Linked DNA regions of Mus musculus: regions 1 and 3 are each linked to region 2. Evidence: chromatin loops called from intact Hi-C (ENCODE). Cell type or tissue: heart. All regions are shown on one strand.

The links. A loop is a pair of places that touch in the nucleus more often than their neighbours do. Peaks named below come from ENCODE experiments on the same cell type or tissue, not always from the same donor. Only the 100,000 strongest peaks of a DNase experiment are listed, where the experiment ranks them.
Region 1: it touches region 2 in a loop (5-fold over the local background); 10 of 42 quality-filtered maps call a loop at or near these places.
Region 3: a loop joins it to region 2, with 6 times the contacts of the local background. A loop is called at or near these places in 13 of 42 quality-filtered maps.

What each region holds. Positions count from the first base shown.
Region 1 is chr16:10,966,515-10,974,514 of GRCm38, forward strand. It overlaps Litaf (LPS-induced TN factor), which reads right to left. Exons shown (of 4, transcript NM_019980.2): 2 at 1-135. The coding sequence starts at 130. Among named protein-coding and RNA genes, the nearest start is that of Litaf, 23 kb to the right of the region's middle. In heart, a CTCF peak has its summit at 3,618 (motif pointing right); DNase peaks (open chromatin) are centred at 3,087 and 7,617; H3K27ac peaks cover 663 bases.
Region 2 is chr16:11,030,248-11,038,247 of GRCm38, forward strand. It overlaps Gm10832 (a long non-coding RNA gene), which reads left to right and starts at 1,585. Exons shown (of 3, transcript XR_003951970.1): 1 at 1,585-1,630; 2 at 5,590-5,858; 3 at 5,950-7,825. It also overlaps the pseudogene Gm3919. In heart, CTCF peaks have their summits at 1,271 (motif pointing left) and 6,013 (motif pointing right); DNase peaks (open chromatin) are centred at 4,404 and 6,024.
Region 3 is chr16:10,946,884-10,954,883 of GRCm38, forward strand. No RefSeq gene overlaps it. Among named protein-coding and RNA genes, the nearest start is that of Gm21859, 36 kb to the left of the region's middle. In heart, a CTCF peak has its summit at 4,904 (motif pointing right); DNase peaks (open chromatin) are centred at 3,838 and 4,888; H3K27ac peaks cover 467 bases.

The sequences.
Region 1 (8,000 bases), 64 kb before region 2:
CTGGTCCCGGCATAGGTGCTGGGGGCGTTGGGTAGTAACTGTTGACACCCACTGTTTCTTCATAGGTTGGGGGTGCGGTGGGCACTACTGAAGGGCCTGCAGCTGCTTGGTAAGGTCCTGGAGCCGACATTTTACCTAAAACAAAAATAGAAGACACCCATAAGAAATTCTCTTGACCCAGAAAGTGGGGGAATGGCCCATGCTGGATGGAGTACTGGGGAGGTGGAGGCAGACCAAGATCATCCTCAGCTATGGAACAAGTGTTAGAGACCATCCCAGACTTCCTAAGACTGTCATAAACACCACCAAAGCGGGAGGGGAGAAAGAAGGCAGCCATATTCCCTGCACCCTTCCCCTATGGCCCAAGTTTTCAACCTCCAATCTGCCAAACAGAACAGTCAAGGAAATTATCACCTTCAAAAGGGACTTTCAAGTACAGGTAAAAAGTAAGCTATTGCCGGGTGTGGTGGCGCACGCCTTTAATCCCAGCCCTTGGGAGGCAGAGGCAAACAGATTTCTGAGTTCGAGGCCAGCCTGGTGTACAGAGTGAGTTCCAGGACAACCAGGGCTACACAGAGAAACCCTGTCTCGAAAAACCAAAAAAAAAAAAAAAAAAAGGAAGCTATTGTGCCCCAAATAACCGGAACCTAGAGACCCAGGGGGAGGTACGAGCTGCATCTGAGGAGACTATCCCTTTAGCCCACACACTCAGAACCCAGCAGAACCCAACATTTCTTGTTCAATCAATGTGGTTTTCACTAACCTGCAGAAAGGACAGCAGTATTTACATGTCAAATATGGGCAAGGTGTGAGCAAGACCCGGCCTTAGATACCAGGAGAGAGAGCTCTAGAAGGAGTAGGAGAGGGTATTTTAAGATTGGCCATTTTCTTTCGTCACATAGGGCTGGCTGGTTACATGGGGGGTTTTTTCAATTTGCATTTACAAATTGAATATAAAAATCGAATACTAAAAATACAAAATTTCAATTTGTACAACTGATACATGACCATTTATGTTTTTGTTTTGTTTTTACAAAGTAACTATGTTCAGGGCACAGTGCCCCACACTGTAATCTCAGCCCTGGAGTGGAAGAGACAAGTTCAAGGACAGCCTGACCTACATAACAAGATGCTCAATAAATCTACCTCTTTTAAAATCTTTACTTTTAAGTAAGTGTGTGTGTAAGTGAAAGGGAGAGAGAGAAAAAGCAGAGAGAGAGAGAGAGAACATGAAGTGCCAGAGAAAGAGAGAGAGAGAGAGAGAGAGAACATGAAGTGCCAGAAGAGGTCATAGATGCCCTGGAGCTATAGTGACAGTTTTGAGCCACTTGCCATGGATGATGGGACCCAATCTCATGTTGTCCCTGGAGGAGAAATGTGTATTTTTGTAACCGCAGAACCACCGGCCCAGCCCTAAGCCGCCCTCCCTGTAAAGCAGATGGCCCACGCCACATGGGGCTCAGAATTACGTTGTAACTACAGGTTTCTTTTGGCATCTGCAGGTAGAGCACACGTGTGATGCACACATCTATGAAGGCAAAACTCACATAGACATGTTTTTAATCTTAACAAGAAGTATATCAGCTGGAGATGTGGCTCAGCTGGGAGCACTTGCCAGTGTGCGTGAGGCCCTGGATTGATCCCAGCATTTCAAAAACTGGATATGGTGGCAAATATTTGTAATGTCAACACTCACAAGGTTGAGAGGCAGGCAGGAGGATCCGAAGTTTAGGGTCGTTGTTGGCCAGTTTGAGATACACAGCAAGAGCCTGTCTCTTAAAGGTCCCAAAGTAAACCCCAATCACAAAATTTCTCATTTGCAAGGTGGAGTCCCAGGGCAGCTAGGGACACAGTGGCTTCCATGAAGGCATAGAGTTTTTCTGCCCTTGGCAGAGCTGCTGCCTGCCTGGAACTTATATTCCGGGATCCAGGCTGTGCCCTGAATGGCTGATGCTCAGCAGTCATGCGGCACAGGGCTGGCTTTCGTGTGGCTATTTCCCAAGCAGGCACAACAGGCTCTGTGGCTTTAGAAGAGAGCTATATAAGCCTGTCTCAGGACACAGGCAGCCAGGACTGAGGGCAGTGGGCCATGGTACCAGGCCCGGGCAGTCCTAGTACCTCCACCCAGAGATCAGTCCTGTTCTGGAATGTGTGGGAAGCAAAGAGTGGGCCTCTACAGAGAGAAGGCCAGAGTCCTTCAAGGAAACTCCACTGGACCCCAAGGAGAGGAGTCCCTGGGGATTTAGACTAGCATTTCAAAGTGAGTAAGGACACGGGTTGGGGGGCTTGGTAAATCAACATCAAGAAATGCCAAGACAGCCAGCCAGTAAGGTGGCTCAGTGGGTAAAGGTGCTCCTGTCAGAACTAACCGCCTGAACTCAGTCCTCAAGACCCACTTGGTAAAAACACCTGACTTCCACAAAGCTGCTCTCCAGCTCCCCTCCCCCCATACGCACACTACGGCGTGCGACTCCCAGTGCATAAATAAATCCTTTAAAGTTAACATACCACATCAGATAGGTCGTTACATAAAATAAAGCCTAGATTTTAAAAGCTTACTACACAACTGATGCAAGACAGTCCCCATCACTTACTTAAACACTGGCTCTATGTTCAAAGGTACTAGTTACATATAGAATTAACTCCGGCTCCACCAGTGTCTTCTTCAAATCGTAGCTATGGAAGAGCTTAAAGTGAGCTACCCACATGGCTCCCTTCCCAGCAGAAAAAATGAAGTCCCGACCACATGCAGAGGTGTCTGGAGAAGGCGCACCAAGATCTCCAGAATTAAAAACGGGGGTGGGGTGAGGTAGGGGGGTGGGTTCAGAAGATGACAGGAACATGCTGTAAAACCCACTTCAGAGCTAGAAACATACACACACACACCAACAAAAGAAATTATACAGGACCCAAAAACAGTTTGAGGTGCACTGTGGGTTTCCTGACAGGAAAGGAAATGCAGAGAGACATTTGCCGCAGGCAGGCAAAGCTCACCCCCAAAACCAGCTGATGTCTCCGGGAGATAGCCTACCCCATCCCCTCTGCTTCTAGCACTGACCCAGCTTGCAGAAACTCCTGACAAGAGGAAGAAGGCCGCTACTGCTCAGCAGGAACTGAAATCATCCTCCGCCATGAGAGAGGCAGATGTGAAGGACAAACCGTCCTTTCCTGTTCCATGAACAGCCAGCCACACTTCCTAGATTTACTATGAAAACTGAGGGCCCATGTGAAAATTACAAGATCAGAAAACTGGTGTGTTCAGGAATCCTGAAATTGCACCTGGCAGGGGAGGGACAAGAAAAGGTGTTGTGAAATGGCCTAGAGGCACCAGCTAAGATGGCTTCATACAGTAGTCACCCTAGCACCTGCATTTGGGGGTTTGATTATCTTTTTTTTTCTGGGGGGGGGGTGGAGACAGGGTTTCTTTCTCTGTGTAGCCCTGGCTGTCCTGGAATTCACTCGGTAGACCAGGCTGGCCTTGAACTCAGAAATCCACCTGCCTCTGCCTCCCAAGTGCTGGGATTAAAGGCATGCACCAGCACTGCCTGGCATCTTCTTTTTTTTAAATTGTATTTATTTAATGCATAAGTGCTCTGCTGCACATATAGCTGACTGCCTGAAGAGGGCATCACATCCCTCCTGTGAGCCACCATGTGGTTGCTGGGAATTGAACTCATGACCTCTGGAAGAGCAGTCAGTGCTCTTGGCCACTGAGCCATCTCACCAGCCCCAAGGTTTTGCTTATCTTAAGAGAAGACTTCAGTATAGACCAGGCTGACCTAGAACACCTGACCTGCCACCTCCTCAGCTCCCCAGTGCTGGAATTACAGCTTTGTGCCACCAGGCCTGGCTTTAATACCAGTTTCAAAAGAACTGACTGACTGGTTTGATCCTGCACTGTCCTGGCCCTGAGAGTAAGGCCCTACCTCCCACCCCAACACACAGCTCGCTAACTGAGCCATCTTCACGAGCTCTGACCGAATCTTCTGGAGCAGATGAACAGTCTCTCAGGCTGTGGGCTCCAACAGACACAAACAAACATTTATAATTCCTAAGAGAGAGACAGAGACAGAGACAGAGACACGGAGATAGAGAAAGCAAGGGCCAGCAAAATGGCTCAGACAGCTTCCACCCACATGGTAGGGAAAGAGAACTGATTCCTGCAAGCTGTCCTTTGACCTCTATACCAAAGCAAGCCATGAGGTGAGTGTGCCTTATCCCTCACAAAATTAATTAGCTTTTTGTTTGTTTGTTTGTTTGAAGAAAGTCCGGCCTTGTAACATCTATTTGGTGGTCTTGGGCAGCTGAGTGGTCATACAAGTCAAGTCAGGTGATCCTGACAAAATCCAGTTGCCATAGTTACTGGGAGCTTTGTGGAGGAAATAAAGGAGTATCCAGCTGTCCCTCTCCTTCCTCCCCACTGTTTAACTTTGCCACTAAGATCTTTCAATTGTTCATCCAGACTCATCTTACCCCAGCATTCACCAAGGGAACACAAGGAGCTAGAGGTGGTTGTCCTCGCCATCTCAGAAAGACTTCTCTAGCCTTAGCTAGTTCCAAACCTAGACCTCAGAATCCTTGCAAAAACTGACCAGGACCTGGCAGTCTCAAATCTTTTGTTTGTTTGTTTGTTTGTTTGTTGGTTGGTTTAAAGACAGGGCCTCACTATGTTGCACTGGCTGGCCTGAAACTCACATAGCCCCCTGTCAAATGATGAGCTTAAGGGGTGTCACCACCTAACTCCAAAGAGTGTGTCACCACCTAACTCCAAGCCTTAAAAAAAAAAAAAAAAAAAAAGATGTATTTATTTTAATGTATGTGAGTACATTATCGCTGTCTTCAGACACACCAGAAGAGGGCATCAGATCCCATTACAGATGGTTGTGAGCCACCATGTGGTTGCTGGGAATTGAATTCAGGACCTCTGGAAGAGCAGATGGTGCTCTTAATCACTGAGCCATCTCTCCAGCCCCCCAAGCCTATTTTTTAAAGGTGGGAAATGGAGCCCAGAGGCTTGGGGGGATTGCAAGACCAGCTGCCGAAACACTCCAAGTCCTGCTGTTTTCAGGAGAGCCAGAGCAGTGGTTCTCAGCCTGTAGGAGTCGTGACTTTGGAGAGCAGAGTGACCTTTTCACAGGGGTCACCGAAGACCATCAGAAAACACAGATTTACAGTATGATCCAAAACAACAGTAAAATTGTAATTATGACATAGCAACAAAAATAATTTCCTGATTGAGGTGTCACCATGACATGAGGCTGTAACATTAGGAAGTTTGGTACAGTGTCCCTGCTGTGGCTGCCTTGAATAAGTTTTGCATGTTTGAACCCAGGATCTGTGTTAGCTTGCTGTGGAAGGTTCTGTGGGTTAGGCAACCAACTGCAGACAAGCAAGAACAGAACTAGAGTGTGGACCAGCTGTGAGAATAACCCTGGCCTATATCAATCTAGCACTCAGAATCCCAGACCCCCTGCAGCAGGGCCTCGATGATCTGCTTTGGGGAAGATGGCAACTTCAGTGATACACAGGACAGGATGGGACAAATTGATAGCCATTTGTGGCCTGCAGGACCATGTCTGGGAGACACAGGCTCCACCCGAGCCTGCTACAGAGAAAGGTCTCTCGGGCTTGTTTTCATTAGCACAGCTCCATCTATCCCAGGCAGAATAATTAAATTATGTTTAACTCAATTCATTAATTTAAATTTAACTTAATTTCTGCCTAACAAGAGAAACTACAATCAAGAACTGAGATTTTGCTGGGCAGAGGTGAGTTTGAGGGCCACACACTATAGCAATAGTTAAGACTTTGTTTTCACAGGGTCACCCTTTGTCACTCCCCTAGCGCGCTCAAGGCCAGCATGTCCCTTAGCCAGAGAGGGTTCTTGTCACAGATGGAACCCTCCCAACACAAAGTTAACCATTCACTGATGGAATCTGGCCCAGTCCCTCCCTGCCAAGGCCAGGCCCTCCCAGGACAGTTTACAGCCCACCTGTGGTAACAGATACTGCAGAGCATTCCCGTCCACTGCTCTGGGGACAAGCACAACTGAGCTGGCTGGCGTCTGCTTCCACCCTGTCACTCGGTCAATCTATCACAGCCAGGTCCTCCAGACCTACGTTTTGGGTGTCTACCACTAAAAATACTGTGTGCTCAGCCCAAGAAGCAAGAAGGGGTGCCAGGTGGCACTGGACAGTGCTGTTTATTTTGTGTGTGTGCACATCTGTTCATACCTGCAGGTGCCTGTGCCCATGTACAGACTCTGGGGATCCAAACTTAAGCCCTCATTTTCATGCAGCAAGCACTTTGCTAACTGATCCTTGCTAGGCATTTACTTTGAGCATTAATATTCTGCCTTCACCAAATCTATTACAGTACTCATCTCTCACGGACCCACCACACGCCTGGATTCACAAATACACTAAGATGGGGTTTTGGTTTGGGCAGTGGTGGCGCATGCCTTTAATCCTAGCACTAGGGAGGAAGAGGCAGATGGATCTCTGAGTTCAAAGCCATCCTGGTCTACAGAGTGCATTCCAGGATACCATGTCTCAACAACAAGAAGAAACCTAAAAAATAAATTGAGGTGGAGGTCGGGGGACAGCACTTGGGCTGTGACTGCTAAGGCCCTGGTTTCCACCTCTAGCCTCTTACGTTACTTAGTAGACTAATTCGCTCTATATGTGACTCACCGAGACAAGAACATTATGATCACGGTCATTCCAATTCACACCTGAACAAATGGGCTCAGAGAGGCTGAGCTGCTCATCACAAGTCAGAGGTGAGAGGCTGAGGCTAGAACCACATCCATGGACTCCAGAGCTCTTCACACCTTACCAAAGCTCCTCCAGCCTGGAGAGGCAGCAGCAGCAGCAGCAGCAGCAGCAGCAGCCTGATTTGCACAGGTTGCTCCCAAACCAAACTCACAAGAAAATAAGTGTAGGCAATAACCCCAAGTTTGACTGGCAAGAGACCACTGCTTTCTCTGACACTCTAACACACAACACTTATTCTTAGTAAAGAAAGGGTTTTGTATGGTAAATTAAGACTTCCACACACTCATACATGATATAAAAATTCCTTGACAAGTATAGATTTCAACTATTTTATTACCAAGCACTTTTAATCAAAAATTATCTGCCCCTTCCAAAACAGGGTTCCATATTGGCTGGCGGTGGGGAGATGCAAACTTCATAGGGCTGTCACCTCTCCACCTGCTTCAGAGATGAAAAGATAAAGGATCTGGGGCCCCTCATCTCCTAAGGAGAAAACATAGGTAGGTAATGCTGCTAAGGAGGAAAACACCCCCAAAATCCTGGGAAGAAGCCGCACTATCGGGCCCAGTGATCTTTAGATCTTTAAGATCAGCGAATGTCAGGTTATAGACACCCCGTGTTCAGTCAGAGTTATTTCTAAGGAATTGTTCCAACAACTCAAGAATTCCCTGAGAGTCCAGGAGAGTCAGTTATTCCCACAAACGCTAAGTCTTCTTCTGGGCCTGGGCCCACAGCCGGCCCATGTGGATTGAGGCAGCCTGGCTGTCCTCATAGAGTTCAGCCTGAGCCCCAGTTTATAGCTAAAGAGAAGGCTGCCAAAGGCCAAGAGGCCACCAGGTCACCGGGCTCCCAGCCACAGCTTGTAATGATCCTAAAAATTATTCTGCTCTAGAGAGTCCAGGCACAAAAGGCTTCCCTCCAGTCCTATTGATGCCAAATGCCCAGACAGGAAAGTCGGCAGACATGGAAAGCACAGTCCCTGACTGTGACCAGGGACTGGATGATGGCACAGGAGGGAGGTGGGGGCTCTGAGACAGAGGTGACAGTTACACAACACTGTGAAGCTATGAAGAGCTGCCTGCTGTTGGCTTTAAATAGTTAACTCTTCGAGGCATGCTAGCACATGCCTGTAACCTCTCACTCAGACAGTAGAGACAAGAGGATCAACAATTCAAAGCTAGGTCGGACTACACAGTGAGTCTCTGTTGCAAAAACACTAAGGAG
Region 2 (8,000 bases):
GGTTGCTGTGCAAATCTTTTGTAGCAGTTGAAGGATGTTACTTAGTCTCATAGGCCATACCTAAGGGGTCAGGCTGAATTTTGTCTTGTTAGGAGTGATGCTACAAACAGCAATGGTCTCTCAAGTGAGACTGGTCACTTGGGTGAGACTCCAAGGGTCACCAGGAGGTGGGCTCTACATTTGTATGTGGTTGAGCTTGGCTCCAGGCAGTCAGGGGCTGACTGTTACAAGATGAGGCTCTCTGTCTTTGTCTCGGGCACCAGTGTTGCTGTGAAGATAGACCAGAAAGCACTTGGCTGGCGCACAGGGAGCACTGGCTTCTGCCATGAGCAGTGGTGTAAGCACCAGGCATGTGTGAGGCTGCGTGCCCACAGGCCTGTACAGACCCCATAAAGGCTCATCTGCTGGACTGAAGAGTTAGCTCGGCAGCAACACTGCTCTCTCAGGGGACCTGAGTTTGGTTCCTGCCTGGATTGGAAATTAAAAATTTCTACAACAGGTGAGACATGTGAGGAGTCTGAGGTGCTCCTTGGCCAGATGTGCCCTGTTCCTATCTTTTATTCCCATCTGTGACTCCCAATAGCGTTTTATTGGGCCTGGTAGTGTGCTGAGATGTACTCTTCACAAGTCAGCCAGCTTGTGTCCTCCCTCAATGCTTTAGATGAACTTCCTAATAGTTTTAGGTTCACAGTCAAGTTGGAAAGGTAACAGAGTTAACACACTTCTCTGTGCAATGTCCCTATCATCACTGTCTTCTACAACATCATCATCAGTGCTGGGCTATAGGAACTGATAGCTGGGTCCCAAGCTGTGCTGGGTCTGCCTGATAGGGCCTCTGCAGGAGATGCTGGCCGGCTCTTAAAAGCAGAGTCCCAGCCGGGCGTGGTGGTGCACGCCTTTAATCCCAGCACTCAAGAGGCAGAGTTAGGCAGATTTCTGAGTTTGAGGCCAGCCTGGCCTACAAAGTGAGTTCCAGGACAGCCAGGGCTATACCAAGAAACCCTGTCTCCAAAAACAAAAACAAAAACAAAAAAAAACAAACAAAAAAGCATAGTCCCTCTGGCTAGTCCCTCTCCCTCCTACTGCCCTTCCTCTACCAAGGTAGGAAGCAGAACTCAACCCTCACCCCCAACTCCCACCCCAAGGTGATATAGGACCCGGGGCAATCTCTTTAACCCTGTAGCAGCCAGCTGTGAGGAGCTATTCCATCTTCCTTGTCTGGTCCCAACTGATATGATCCTTATTCCACAGGGATCCTGCACCACCTTCTGGAGGAAGAACTCCACGTGGAGAGACCAGAAACATCTGAGCAGACAGGCTTGCTGCATCCCTCAGTTCGGCCTTGGTCTTCTCAGGCTCTGCAGGTCTCTGTGTTTTGCCACCAAAGTATCTGCATTGGTGTTTATGGCTAGAGAGGGTAATGGGTGGCATCTCCACTGTAGAGGTAGGTCTGATGTTAAGGTCCTGTTGCCCAAATTGGTTCTTGATTTGTCAGTAAAGAAAGCCGTGGGCCAGTTGCTGGGTGGAAGGTACAGGCAGGACTTCCAGGTTCCTGGGGGGAAGGCAGGAAACACAAGGAAGGAGAAGAGGAGTTCGCCATGCCTTGGAGAGAGAAGAACCAGCCAACCATGTGAGGTCTTGGGAGGAGCGGTGGGCTGTGGCCGCTCCTATAGGGAGGTGGTCAGAGATGTCTAGCAGGGACTAGATTAAACTGACCTGACTAAGGTTAGGGCAGGTGGGAGGAGTGGAGCTAAGAGTAATAATAAGGGCGAATTTTCCAGGTGGGAGGTAGAGCGCCCAGCAACTGTGCCAAGAAGACAAGTTGAAAATGAACAACTGTGTGGGTGGTTTTTATCTGAGGATTTAAGGAAAGCCAGGCAGGGGCTGGTAGCTTGTCCTCCATTCCTGGAGCAAAGGTGGGTATCCCAAAACTACAGGCAACACTTTATCCAACTGTTCTCTCTCTCTCTCTCTCTCTCTCTCTCTCTCTCTCTCTCTCTCTCTCTCTCTCTGTGTGTGTGTGTGTGTGTGTGTGTGTGTGTACAGGCATTCAGGTGTCTGCTGTGTGTGTATATATATATGTATGTATATGTGTGTATGTGTGCATGTGTTCCTGTGTGCATGTGTGTGTCTGAGCATTTGTGTGTGTGTGTGTGTGTGTGTGTGTGTGTGTGTGTGCATGGATGTGTGTGTGAGTGTCTTATGTGCTTACATGTGTGTGTGCATGTGTCTGTGAGCCTCATGTGTATGTGTGTATGTTTATGTAAGTGTGTGTATGTATATGTTTATGTGTGTATGCATGTCTGTGTGTACATGAGAGCATGTGAGAGACACATGTGTCTCTGTAGGTACCTTTGCAGCTATACTCACCTGTGTGTACAGAGGTTGACTTTAATTTCAAATGTCTTCTTCTTGATCTCTACCTTGTTGACTATGTCAGGATTTCCCTCAGACTGAAGATTTATGGATTAGCCACTGAGTCTCTGTGATCAGCCTGTCTCTGCCGCCAGCAGAGGGAATGCAGACTTATGCCACCTGCCAGGTTTTCATGTGGTTGCTGGGGCCATCGGCCCAGGCCTAACGCCAATTCTAATTAAGATCCACCCTTGATTCAGAATGCTTCAGTCTTTGCAGAGTATCCCTAACACATTACATTTATTGAATGAACTTATGTTTTGAATATTTATTTTTATGTATTTATTTTGTGCAAGTGTATGTGTGAATATAGGTTCGTGTGTGAGAGTCAAAGGAAAACAATTTTTGGGAAATGCTCCCACGTAATCTTTGTTTTTAAAGATTTTTTTTAGCATGTGTTGGGGGAAGGGGAGAGGAGAGGAGAGGAGAGGAAAGGAGAGGAGAGGAGAGGAGAGGAGAGGAGAGGAGAGAGACAGAGAGAGAGAGAGACAGAGAGAGAGAGAGAGAGAGAGAGAGTCTTTGCCCATTTTTGTCCATGTGAGTGTCAGTGCCTGCAGATTTTAGAAGAGGGTGTCAAATCCCTTGATGCTGGCATTTCAGGTGGCTGCAGCAACCCAGAATGGGTGCTAGGATCAGAACTCAGGCCCTCTGCAAGAGCAGCACTCTCTTAACCCCCTCCTGGAACTTGTAAAGGCATGGTCCCTTGTTTCTGCCGCAGTGCACCTTACTCCAGGCTAACTGGCCTATAAGCTTCTGGTTTACTCTCCTGCCTCTGCCCATTCTCAGTGTAGGAATGCGGGGGATGAGTGGGCTGCGGGAGAGATTAAAGAGATATTTAATGCCAACCTCAGGTCTCCACATATACACATGTGCATGCACACACACACACACACACACACACACACACAGAGAGAGAGAGAGAGAGAGACAGAGACAGAGACAGAGAGACAGAGAAAGAGCCTGAGCCTAAATTGCAAAAGGTCCAAAATAGGCTTCAAGATGCCTTAGTCTGAGCTAGGTGTGGTGGCACAAGCCACAAGCCCTTGGAAGCAGAGGCAGGAGGGTCTCTGTGAGCTCAAGAACAGCCTGGTCTACATAGCTAGTTCCAGGACAGCCAGAGCTACATAGTGAGACCGACCCTGTCTACAAAAGAGCCAACAAATGGCTGCCTTAGCCTGGAAGACAGGTGCTCTTGGGTTTCAGGCCAGGATAAGGGACTGAGGTGTATATTTTGCATACCAAGACTGATCCAGCCTCCAGGTTCTCCCCGCAGTCCTGACCTAGTATACCCGCCCTCTACCCTAAACTTTCCAGCCCAGTGGCTGGGCTTCTCTCCCCCCAGAGGCTCCTCCCTGTATGGTCACTCCCTTCTCTCCCCATCTCTGCATTTTCTCTCTCTGCTGCCCATGCTCTTTCTCTCTCCCTCTGTCTCCTTCCCTCTGTCTCCCTCTCCATGGCAACTTCCCTGGCTTCATTCCTTCGGACCAGAGAACTCGACCAAGAGTGGTTTTCCAATAAACCTGCCTTCGTATGTACTCTAATTCAGCTTGAACTGGCTGGCTTGTTTCCCCAGCAGAGAAATAACTTCTCAGGTGCTGTAGGATGATGTCATCTTGTCCTCTGTTCAACACCTGCAGTACCAATAGAAGAAGAAGCCCACAAGGTGTATTTGGACCTTGGCCAATCTTTGTCACCTCCCTTGTCCTCTCCTTGTTTCCACAAGCTGAAAAAACTCAGGTTCCCCAACAGGAATGCTGACAGCTGAGGAAGGTCAGAGATACTGAGTCACCCCAGAGTGGCCCTTTCTCCTCTTCTCTCTAGGACCAAGACTCCTCCTCTGTAAAATGGGGATTGGGCTGATTCTAGTTTTTGTTTTTGTTTTTTGTTTTTTGTTTTTTCCCTTTAGACTCCTGTCCTGGTTACCCAGGGTTCTCCTATTGCCTAAGACTGCGGCACCCCCTGCTGGCCAGGAAACGCCTGGTGCTCTCTGATTTCCCTACAGGCGGTTTGGGGAAGGGCAGCTTGGCTGATCTATGGAGGTCAGCCTTTGGGATTTAGAGCTGGGCTCTGGGTATCCGTCAAGTTGGATTCCAGTCTTAGCCCCTCCACTTACTAAGAAGGGGGCCTCAAGTGTGCTGTGAAGCTGCTCAAAACCCAGACCAAGGCTTATCTGTAATATGCATAACTTCTGTGGTTTTTTTTAGAAAATATTTATTCCTTTTTATTTTATTTATATTCTTGTTTGCTTGCAAGTATGTCCATGTACTGTGTATGTTTCCTGTAACTGAAAGGATCAGAAGAAGATCCCAGATCCCGTAGGATTTGAATTACAGGGGTCTCTGAGCTGACCGTGGGTGCTAAGAACCCATTTGGGCAGTAAGTGCTCTTACTGTTGGGTCGTATCTCCAGCCCTCGTTTGTTTGTCTTGTTTTGTTTCGTTTTGTTCTTTTAGGATGAGGTCTTACTTTGTAGCTCTGGCTAGCCTGGAACTCGATGTGTAGACCAGGTTGGTCTTGAAGTCACTGAGATTCTCTTTGTTCCGATTCCCGTGTGCTGGGCCTAAAGTGTCTATCACCTAGTCTTGTCTGTCTGTCTTTCTTCCTTTCTTCCTTCCTTCCTTTCTTTCTTTCTTTCTTTCTTTCTTTCTTTCTTTCTTTCTTTCTTTCCTCTTTTTTGAGACAGACTCTGTTGTTCAGGTTGGCTGTGAGCCTTCAGCTACTATCTTTTCTCATATTCCCGAGTGTTGGAGATTACAGGCATGAGCCACCATGCCCAATATGCGTTTGTGTGTCCTGCGTCACTCCCGCTCCCACTTGTCATGTGTATGCACGTGTGCAAGGTACTGCAAATGTGGAGAGCGGTGGACAAAGGACGACTTGGTTCTCTCGTGGGAAATCAGTCCTCAGGCTGAGCTGCAAGCATCCTCACCTGCCATCTTGCTGACTCTCCATCCTCCTCCTCCCTTTTCCTTTTTCGTTTTGATAGAGGTTTAAAACCTCTGAGAAAGCAGGTCTCCACCTCGAGTGCCCAGCTCAGAAAACCCCCCATTAAAAAAAAAATCCCCTGAAATTTCCCAGTGCGAAACCAGAAAATCCCTCAATACTCACTTGGTCGGTCCTCTTCCCAGTGCAGCCAGGATTTCCAAATCCTAAATCATTTACACTTTTCTCTCAGAGGTCACTAATGAGAGTCCAAAGAGAATCACAGCAGCAGCCATCGAAACTCCTCTTGAACAGACCGAGGAACATCCCTGATCTCAGCAGGGAGCTGAGGCAGGAGGATCATGAGTCACAGATTTGGGCTCCCTGATGCCATCACCCCAGTCTCTGCCTATGTCATCACGTGGCCTTCTCCCCGGGTCGGAGGACCACAGACACTGGTGGGAAGCTTGATCCAGGATCTTCCATTTCTATTTGATCCCATTGGCAAGGCCCAATTTCCAAGTAAGGTCTTACCCGGGGGTTCTGGGCCTGCACTGTGTTGGAGGGACCCTCCTCCTTCAGTATTTCCTGAGACGCATTCGATCTCTTCCAGGGGACCATCCCTCATCCCTCCCATGAGGAAGAGATTCTCGGCCACTCCAGAGTCTTCCTCTAGAGGGCGCTCAGCCACCCTGGAAGTGCTCAGCTCCTTGAGGGGCACAGCCTCACCCAGACATCAAGCACTCACGCCTGCTACCGGACGGCAGGGATGGAGGCTCTAGGTCCAACTTTTGTGGTTGACAGAGGAATAAACGAAGACTCAAAGACAGACAGCGGCTTCCTGAGGTCACATGGGTGACTGAGAACCAGAGTTAGACCTGCACCCAGAACTCTTCTTCCCCCTGCTGTCTACAGGGAGCACCTTGTGGACAGACTTTTATTCTATAAAGAAACAGAATCATTACCCAACACCCTCCCTTGTTGTTATCCATAGCAAAATAAAAAGCTGCTCCCTCCAGAGAGGTGACAGCAGCACTGGAGCCCAGTGGAGGACTTGCTGGAAGGCCTTAGTTCTGGCTCTCAGAGTCAGCTGTCACCCTCTTCTTCAGACTCTCCCTCAGACTCACGTGCGACCTTGGGCAGGTCATCCTCCCGGTTCCCCGCTGGAATCTTCCCGACCTGGCATCCCACGTGAATTTGATGGTCACTTTGAATTCAGCCATCTCATTCCCAAACAGCTTCAGGACATGGGCCTGCTTTGTGGTCAGCACATCACCTACTTTGCGTACTTAATAGTCAGACAGCAGGGTCTCCACACCTTTCTTGAGGGCAGTGGGCAGCCCCAGCTGCCTCAGCTGTGGCTCCGTGGAATGAGGGAGCTGCTTCAGGGGCCCTGGATCCAGCGCAGTTAAAGTTGCCTTGTTCCCAGCTCTGTGTGAACCACTCATTCACCGCCTTCTTCCTGCGGGTGGTAAAAAGGAGCCCAGCTTCACCTCTCAACTCCCTGCTGACCTGATGTAGGTTGTCTGATGGCTTCGACCCAAGGCCACCATCATCACCTTGTGTTTGCTGTGCTTCCAGGCATTCCCATGTCCCTCAGCTTGCTCTTCCTCATGTTAGCCACAGAGAAGATGAAGAAAGAGGTGCTTGTAGGCACCCACACATTTCCAAAGTTGTTCTATCAGGTTCTGCTTCAGTTACAAGCCTTGGCAGTTTCTGTTAAGGAAACTTTCGTGTTTCGCTTGAATTTGGGCACTGTGCTAAAGGCATGTACCGCAACTGGACCTCTTGAGCCCTTCAGTCAGCGTCCTCATAGTTCTAGAGCACTATGGGAGGGACGGTCTACCCAACTGTCCATCCTCGGGCACATTATGCTACACACACACACACACACACACACACTCACACACTCAGCCCCACACCTAGTTACAATACCACCTCACTTAACCAACTTCCCTACCACTTAAGCCTACACACTCAGGGATGGAAAGAAATCACAGGCAGCCACTCTCCCACTGTGTTAACTTCCTGAAGCTGCACTAACAATTGACCACACTCTGGGGTTTGCATCATTTGTAGTCCTTGAGAGGCAGAAATCCACAGTGATTTGCTTGTGGATAAAAGCCTTTGGGAGGCTCTTCCGGCTTCCTGAGGCTTCAGCCTCCCTTGGCTCAAGGCTCCTTCATTAGGTCTCTTCTGTAACTCCTGCTATTGGCGCCTTCCCAATTCTTGCCTTATGGGAGTATCTCTGTGACTATGGTAGATTCCCTGGCTCCTTAACAACACCTGAAGTCCTTTTTGACGCACCCTGAGCACTGGATGGAGGACTTGGAAGTTCTCAGGGGCCATTATTCATGTCTGATTTTATGTGGGTTCTTTCTTTCTTTCTTTCTTTCTTTCTTCTTTCTTTCTTCCTTCCTTCCTTTCAGTTTAAAAATTTAACACTACTTGCTTATGTTTTTGTGTGGATTAAAAACATTAGTGATTAATTCTGAGTCACCAATAATGTATTAATATCAAATTAAGGAAAGAAACCAAAGCCCTCGCCTTGGGGGTCACTGAACCAAGAGTGAGCTTAGATGAGAACTTCCCATTTCAGTCTCCCTGTGTCTTCTGTCCTCTTGTCTGTCTGTTGTATGAGTCTGAATCTGTGCCTGCCTGAAG
Region 3 (8,000 bases), 83 kb before region 2:
TTGCGTTTCCATGGTCACATGGTTCCACCACTCTTTATTCATGAAGCCAGCTAACAAGGGTTCATGGATTCTCAGAGAAGGAAGCCACCAATGGAGATGGTCAGCATCCCTCGCCCCACTGATTTGTCACCCCTGCACGCTCGAACCCTCACTGGTGTATGAGAAATTTAAGTAATTGAAACAAAAATCTGACATTTACCTTGGATACGAAAGCATTGTAGAACATGCTGGAAACCACAGTGCCTGCCTCCACCCCATCTAAAGACATCACATCTTTTCAAAGAACTTTAGTGTCCCAGTTGAAAAGGCTAGAAAGGTATGGAGGCGTACACCTGTAATCTCAGCACACAGGAGGTGGAAGGTCAGGCTGTGGAACCTGACTACACACTGGGCTATATGACACCTTGTCTCAAAAAACCAAAAGTTGAAAAAAAATCACCAAATAGAAAATGTATACTAGATTTCAAAGGATGGAGACACAAAGACATTTGATGCTTTCTAATATTTATCTTGACAATCTTGGGTTTAAAAAACTTATGAAAATTAATTCTTCCTGTTTTCACATTTTAAAAATGTTAAATTGGGAAAGTTAACATTCCACAGTTGAGAAACACACACATGCAAGCCCATCTCAGCATCCTGCAGAACTTCACCTGAGCTTGAGAGAGTTTCTACAAGACCTCTCCACGCTAGTCTCCTAGTCCCTCCCCCAGCAACTTCTGTAGGCCCCACCTTACCTGCTTTGGGAAGGGAAAAGATGGGAGGAGGGGGTGGGAGGGTACACCTGTAAGTTTAGCTCTGCTCTTCCCAGCAAAATAAAATAGTCAGAGGGACAAAGGGACACCCGGGAGGGAGCCTGACTCTTTCAGGTCAGGGTGGGTCAGGGCGGCTGCTCTCACCAAGCCACTTAGAAAGCAGCAGATTTACTTACTGCCCAAGGTCACTCCTGCCTGTGCCCAGAGCAGGAACAGCACCAGGACACCCCACCCCCGTACCAGTGGCAGCATCCTCCACAGGGAGCCCACAAACCACAGCTCACTCCCTAGAGGAGTTGGCTCTGCTTTCTCCTGACCAAAAGAGAGGGAGTGGGGTGGTGGGGCATAAACCAGCCAATCAGAAGCCTGTGGTGATACCACCAGCTCCCTGGGAAGGCATAGGAGGGGGGTTGAGATCACTGGGGGAAAAGCTCTGTTTTGTGGGAAGCAAAGGCTCTCATCTCCTAGGAACTAGTGAGGTCTCAGGGCAGTTCACACCTTGTAGCTGTGCTGTTTTAATGTGTGTGTGTCTGTGTGTCTGTGTGCCTGTCAGTGTGTCTGTGTCTGTCTGTGTGTGCGCGCGTCTGTGTGCATCTGTGTGTGTGTGTGTGTGTCTGTGTGTGCGCGCATGCGTGTGTGTATGTGTGTACATGTATTTCACAGCATGTGTGTGGAAGTTAGAGGACAACTTTGCAGGAGTCAGTTCTGCCAGATGGAGTTTGGGGACTGTGCTCAGGCTCTGCACTAAGCTCCATTATTGACTGAGTTATCTTACTGGCCCTGCGGATTTTGCTTGTTTGTTTTGTAATCTAACATATAAGACATAAAAAATGCCTGTCTTCATGCATGTAATTAAGTAGCCTTAAGGACATCTAAGCTACTGAGCCACCACCTGCTAGGCCTGTGGTCAGACGCTTGGCTTAGCTGTACCTGTGCTGGAGGCAACAGGGTGACCATGAGGGCAGATCTATGAGGCCTTGGGGACAGTGGTGTCACAGTGCTGGGGCTCAGGGCTTTCCCAGAGGATGGGAAAAGCTGAACTGATCACATCTACCTTGTACTCCCCAAACTGGTCTCAGTTTCCCTCCATGGGCCTTTTTTTGCTGATCTCCAGGTCCCAAAGCTCCCATGGCAAACGAAGTCTTCATGAAGCACTTGGTTGAGGTAGGAAATCTACAGTGCAGCTCCACCATTCAAGGTGGGAAGCTCAAGGCTGGAGCAGTGGCTCAGTGGGTGCTTGTGGATGGGTAAAGTGGGTAAGCTTGAGGGCTGTGATGGCTTGTATATTCTTGCACCAGGGAGTGTCACCATTTGGAGGTGTGGCCTTGTTGGAATAGGTGTGACCTGGTTGGAGTAGGTGTGTCACTGTGGGTGTGGGCTTAATACTCTCACCCTAGGTGCCTGGAAGTCAGTCTTCCACCTGCAGCCTTTGGATGAAGTAGTAGAACTCTCAGCTCTGCTTGTGCCATGCTCCCACCTTGATGATAATGGACTGAACCTCTGAACCTGTAAGCCAGCCCCAATGAAATGTTGTTTTTATAAGACTTGCCTTGGTCATGATGTTTGTGCAGGAATAGAAACCCTGACTAAGACAGGACCTAAGTTCAACTCCCAGCCACATGAAAGCCAGACATGTGGCTCACACCTACAACCATAGCACTGGGGAGGGGGAGCCCAGATCGGGCTGGCTAGTCTATGGGCTAGCCCAAAGTAGTGAATTTCAGATTTAATAAGAAACTCAGTTTCATAAGCTAAGGGGTCTGGGAAGAGTCCAGATTCCTGCACCATGTTGGGCAGATCACAATTGCCTGTAACTCTAGCTTCAGGAGATCAAAGCCCTCTTCTGGCCACTGTGGTCATGTACACACACACACACACACACACACACACACACACACACACACAAATAAAAATGTAAAAAGAGCCAGATATAAGGACATAAGTCCATATGTGCACGTGTGCATGCACACACAGACATACACACACAGAGAAATGCAGTGCACAATACTTCAGCATTGCCACAGCCTTGTGCATCTATCACACAGGCAGGTTTAAATTGCTTTGAAAGGAAACCTTAAGATCTTTAATCCAGAGCCTCTGGCCTCTGGCCCTGGCCACCATTTTTATTTTTATGGGTGTGTCCTTTGGATATTTCACACAAGCAGTGTGGCATATGGTCTTTTGTATATGCCTTCCTTTTCAAACAGGTGGTGTTCCCATCCCAAACATTGTTACTGTCCAGAGCCCTGATCCACAAGGCTGAAATCACAGCTTCTGGGGCCTATGGTGCTTGCCATGGTGACTTCAGGGAGAGGTAGAAAGCTGAGTCCCAGAAGGTTGTCTGAAGGGTGGCATGCCTAGTGGGGACACAAAATGCACCTACAGGTGACATGCACACTGAAACAGTGCTGGCCAGGGAGTGCCGGGCAGTTTCTTGTGGCCTCCAAGAACAGATCCTAACAGTAATAATAAGAACACTGTCCCCAGGAAGCTGTAGCTAGCACTGATAAAACCCTCACATGGAGCAATTCCATCAGTGCCTCAGCCATGCCCCCCCCCCCAGGTGGAGCAGGCCTCAGAGAGAGTAGGTAAGTCACTCCCCCAACCTCACACAGCTTCTGAGGGTTTTAATCTACTCTAGCTGAAGAGGCCTTGCTCTTTTAACCCTGGTGGCTTTCCTCGGCCCATCTCCACCTTCTCCCCTGGGAGAGTCTATCTCAGCCTATAGTCTGGATTCTCCCCATCCAGAGTCAGGAGAGTGAGCCAAAGCCTACCATCTCTGCTGTGTGGGCTCCAGGCAACACAGAAATGTTGACAGAGTGGGCATTCTACAAACCGGTGCCTACGCCCCACCGCAGCAACAGAATCACCAGGGTGGCCCCTCCTCCCGTCCTCCCAGCCATTGGTAGCTCATGGTTCTGCAGTCATTCCAGAACAAGAAAGGAGCTCCACACCCGGCCTCATCGCTTCACGTTTATAGTATTACAGGGCCAAACCTTGGTCAGCTGGCCATGGAGCCAGGATAAGGGACAGCATTCATGCAGACAAGCACCTGATGCAGACCCTGCCCCCACTTCCTATTCCCACGCCTACACTCCTGGCGCTAACGTGACGTCACTTCCTCTCACTGCACAATGACCAGAGCATGAGCCAGGCCTACTGCACATAGGCCGGGACTATTGGGTCAGAAGCCTACATCCTTCTAAGAATTTATTTTCTCTGTTCTGGAGACAGAAGCCAGGGCCTTGCCCGTGTGAGCTAAGTGCTCACTGCACACCTATAGCACTTGTTTCTTGTTTGATACTGTTTCACACTGATTTTATTTTTGTGTTTCTTTTTAAAGATTGCTATTTTGTATGTGTATGTTCCTGAGTACACTTATGTGAAACAGCCAAATACACATATGTACAATACATGTGTGGGTACCTGCAGAGCACAGAAATTAGTGCCAAATCTCCTGGAGCTGTAGTTTTGGGCAATTGTGAGCCACCCAGAGTTGGTGCTGGGAACCACACCCTGCCCCTCTGTAAGGGCAGTGAGCGCTTCTGACTGTGAGCCATCTCCCCACCACCTGCTCCCACCCCCAGCTTTGCTATTATGTTTTGATTTTCACTTTTTCCCAAGACCATATCCTTGTTCACAATTTTAGGTTTATAGAAAAAAAAATGAAAGAAAGCCAGGGGTGTCCCGTCCTTCTGTTTCATGCCTTCAGCCTGCCCACACTCCACAGCCCACACCATGGAGCTCCAGCTGCTAGGAGTCTTGGACCCACCAGTGGCTCAAGTGGCTCACAAGAAGGTTGCTTCTGAACATGATGGTGCAAGCCTACTATCTCAGACTCAAGAGGCTGAGGCAGGAGGATCAAAATTTCCCTGGAGATATTTTCTGTGTCTCAGAAAAGCAAAAACAAGAGGTGGGTTGTGTGTGTGTGTGTGTGTGTGTGTGTGTGTGTTATGTAGCCCAGGCTGACCCAGAAAGTCTGATCCTCCTGCCCTCCATGCCCCAAGTGCTAGGTGAACTGCTCAGATAGTGCTGGGAATTAAGCTCAACGACTCCCTCCCACTAGGCAACACCCTGCCCACTGAGTCAGGTCCCCAGCATTCCTGTGCAGAGCCAGGGACATCCCATGGGAAAGGTCACCAGCAGAGGGCCCTCGAGCTGCGGGAGCCTGGTGGGCCTGCCTTATGAAATGCTGCTTGTCTGTTATCTTTGGGAAGAAAGGAGCAGGAAGGCTCTGTCCCTTTTCCATTGACTGTTCAATGAACTGTATGACCTTTGAAAACCTGCTTTCTTTCTTCCTTTCTTTCTTTTTTTTTTCCTCTTTCTCTTTCCTTTTCTTTTCTTTTCTCTCCTTTTCTTTTTGAGACAGGGTTTCTCTACAACACAGCCCTGCTGTCCTAGGGCTGACTCTGTAAACCAGACTGGCCCCAAACCCACAGAGATGCCTTTGCCTCTGCCTCCCAAGTACTGGGATTAAAGGTGTGCACAGTCACTGCCTGTCAAAAACAAGTTTCATGATCTCTTTGTGTTTATTCATTCACAGGCAAAAACCAAAGGGCTGAAAATGATAAGCGAAGTGTTTCCTCCCTGTGTTCAATGGAGAACAAAGGCCAGAGAGGAGTCAGAAGCAGGAGCTGTCACGTGAGGAGCCTAGCATGGCCCAGACTCTGGAGACAGATGGTGCAGTCAGCAGACACAGTAGACCAGCAAGCACCCTGCTCACAGGAGAGGGCAGAGATTTACACAAAAGCAATACAACTCATAGCAAGCAACTATGTGCTCCTCTACAGGCATACAACTATCTTAGGTACCAGCATGTCACTTGTAAGCATTTACCCACAAGAGGAGAAAGCACACAAGGGGCCAGCCAAATGACCCAGCTTGTAAAGGTGCTTGCCACCAAACCTGATGACCTGAGTTCAGTCCGCAGGACCCACACGATGGAAGGAAAGAAGTGGCTCGTACTCTGTCTAAGCCTCTATATGTACACCATGGTACATGTGCGCCTACACAGTCACACACCCAATAAATGAACGGGGGCGGGGGGGAAGACACACAACTTCATTCTGTATGGATGTCCACAGCTGCTTTTTTTTTTACTCAGAGTTAGAAACAACACAAACAGCCCTCAAAAAGAACCTAGATAGACAGGTTGGGTAATCCATGAAGTGGAATACTATACAACAATAAAAAGGTGCAAGGTCTAAGGATTGACATCATAGTCCACAATCTCAGGAAGGGAGGGCTCACCTGGACATGTATCAGTAACTTAACTCTGAGCATTGCAGTATTTACCTCTGTTAATTAAGTAAGGAGACTTGCCAAACAGCTGCAGTGTGTAGCCAGCCCACACTGTCCTAACTACTGCTCTGATGTGGGGTGCTGGGAAAACTCTTAATGACAGGCTGACACCCACAAACATACCAGTGAACCCTTACTCATTGCCAGCTGATAGACTTTCCCAATCAGAGGTCAGGTTCCTGATCCTGCTGGAACCAAGGCCTCAGGCCAGCTGAGAGACGGCAGCAGGCAGGAAGGCAAACTCACAGCCCATGACTCCTCACTGCAAGGTGGGCTGGAGAAGCTCCGCCTCCTCTTCCGTCTCTATGGGACACTTCCAGGTGCCCAGTACTCCTGGTGTTGCGGGCTCTCCATGTTACATGGGGAGGGGGTCTAGGCATGGACAGTCACCAAGTGCTGAATGCAAGCCAGGAGAAAGGCATAGAAAAATCCCTCCTCCTTCCTCCCATAAAAAGTTCTCCGCAGGGGCACATACATGAAGAGGATGCGCTGCTTAAGACTCCTGTTTCCTTCCTAATGCTAAGTCTTTCAAAAGAGCTTGAACTGCCAGCCTGATCCTTGGCTGTCTTTCACTGTCCCAGGCTATGCACTCTGACCTCAAGAAGCCACTGGCACTGTGTACTCAAGCTCAGAAAGCAGCACATGGTTTCTATCCAAAGCCCCACTGTCCTTCCCCAGGAGTGGGCTCTGGACCAGAACACTCCGGTCGGGGCTCCCACCAGGTCCCTGGATGGGCGTGTGTACAGCACATGTGTCGGCACAGCCACACTGGGTAGTTTGGCAAGCTCATTTATTTTGGAGGGCTCTCTTTTGGTTTTGAGATGGGGGGTCTCACTACAGGTCAGGCTAGCCTGAAAATCCTGATCTTTCTGCCTCCACCTCTGATGTTCAGGAATGATAGGTGTGCCTCACCAAGCCCCACTTGATCAGCTTGTTAATGATAATTTCCATCTGCAAATGCGCCCGCCCACCCACCATCACCCAGAATTTCAAAAGAATATAAGAAGGGCACTAAGCTATGTCGGATCAGGTGTAGTCGATGCTGCTTGCCTAGCGTGCGTGAAGTTCTGGGTTCTGTGCCCAGCACTAGATAAAGGCTAGTGAGCATGTCTGTAATGACAGCAGCGGGGAGGTGGAGGCTTATGTTATCCTGAGATGTAGTGAATCTGAGGACAGCTGGGGCTACGCGAGACCCTCTCAAAACAAACAAAATACTGTGAAGCCATCATTTACCAGCAAATGGAATGTGCATATTCGTTTCCTTCTGGGCAGCACATACAGAGAGCAGCAGGTCCTAAAAAGCACAAGCCTGTCAAAGATAAAGAGACTGCCACTAACACACGAGTGATAGATAAGGCTCACTCAGACTGTGGAATACTACACAGCAGTGAAAAGGAAGAAAGCAATGTTCAAGTTACAACACACATTAACCTCAAAAGTGTTTAAAAAAAAGTCAGGACACACAGGGAAGCCCGGGTAGCATTTGACTGTTTACATGAAATATCCTGAATAAGTAAATCTACAGAGACAAGAAACAGATTGGCTGTGGGTGGGTGGGGTCACACACTACTCAAAGGTTCAGAGTTCCTTTCTGGGGAGATAAACTATTAACAACCCTGCAAACATACTCAAAATCATGCATTGTGTTGAGGGGCTTGTGGCTCACGCCTGTCATTCCAGTACTTAGAAGGCAGAAGTAGATGGATCAGGAATTTGGGGGCAGCCTGAGCCACATAAGACCCTGTCTCAAAAAACAAAACCAAAATGTATCACACACCTCAGGTGAGTTATGTGGAGTGTGAATAAACTCAGTCTCTGTAAAGATGAACTCCACTCCCACAAAAAAAAAAAAAAAAAAAAAAAGAATTCTTACCTCTAGTAAGAGGTAAGCTCTAGTAGGGGCTGTTGACAGTTCCTCCCTCCCTCCCTTCCTCTCCCCCTCCC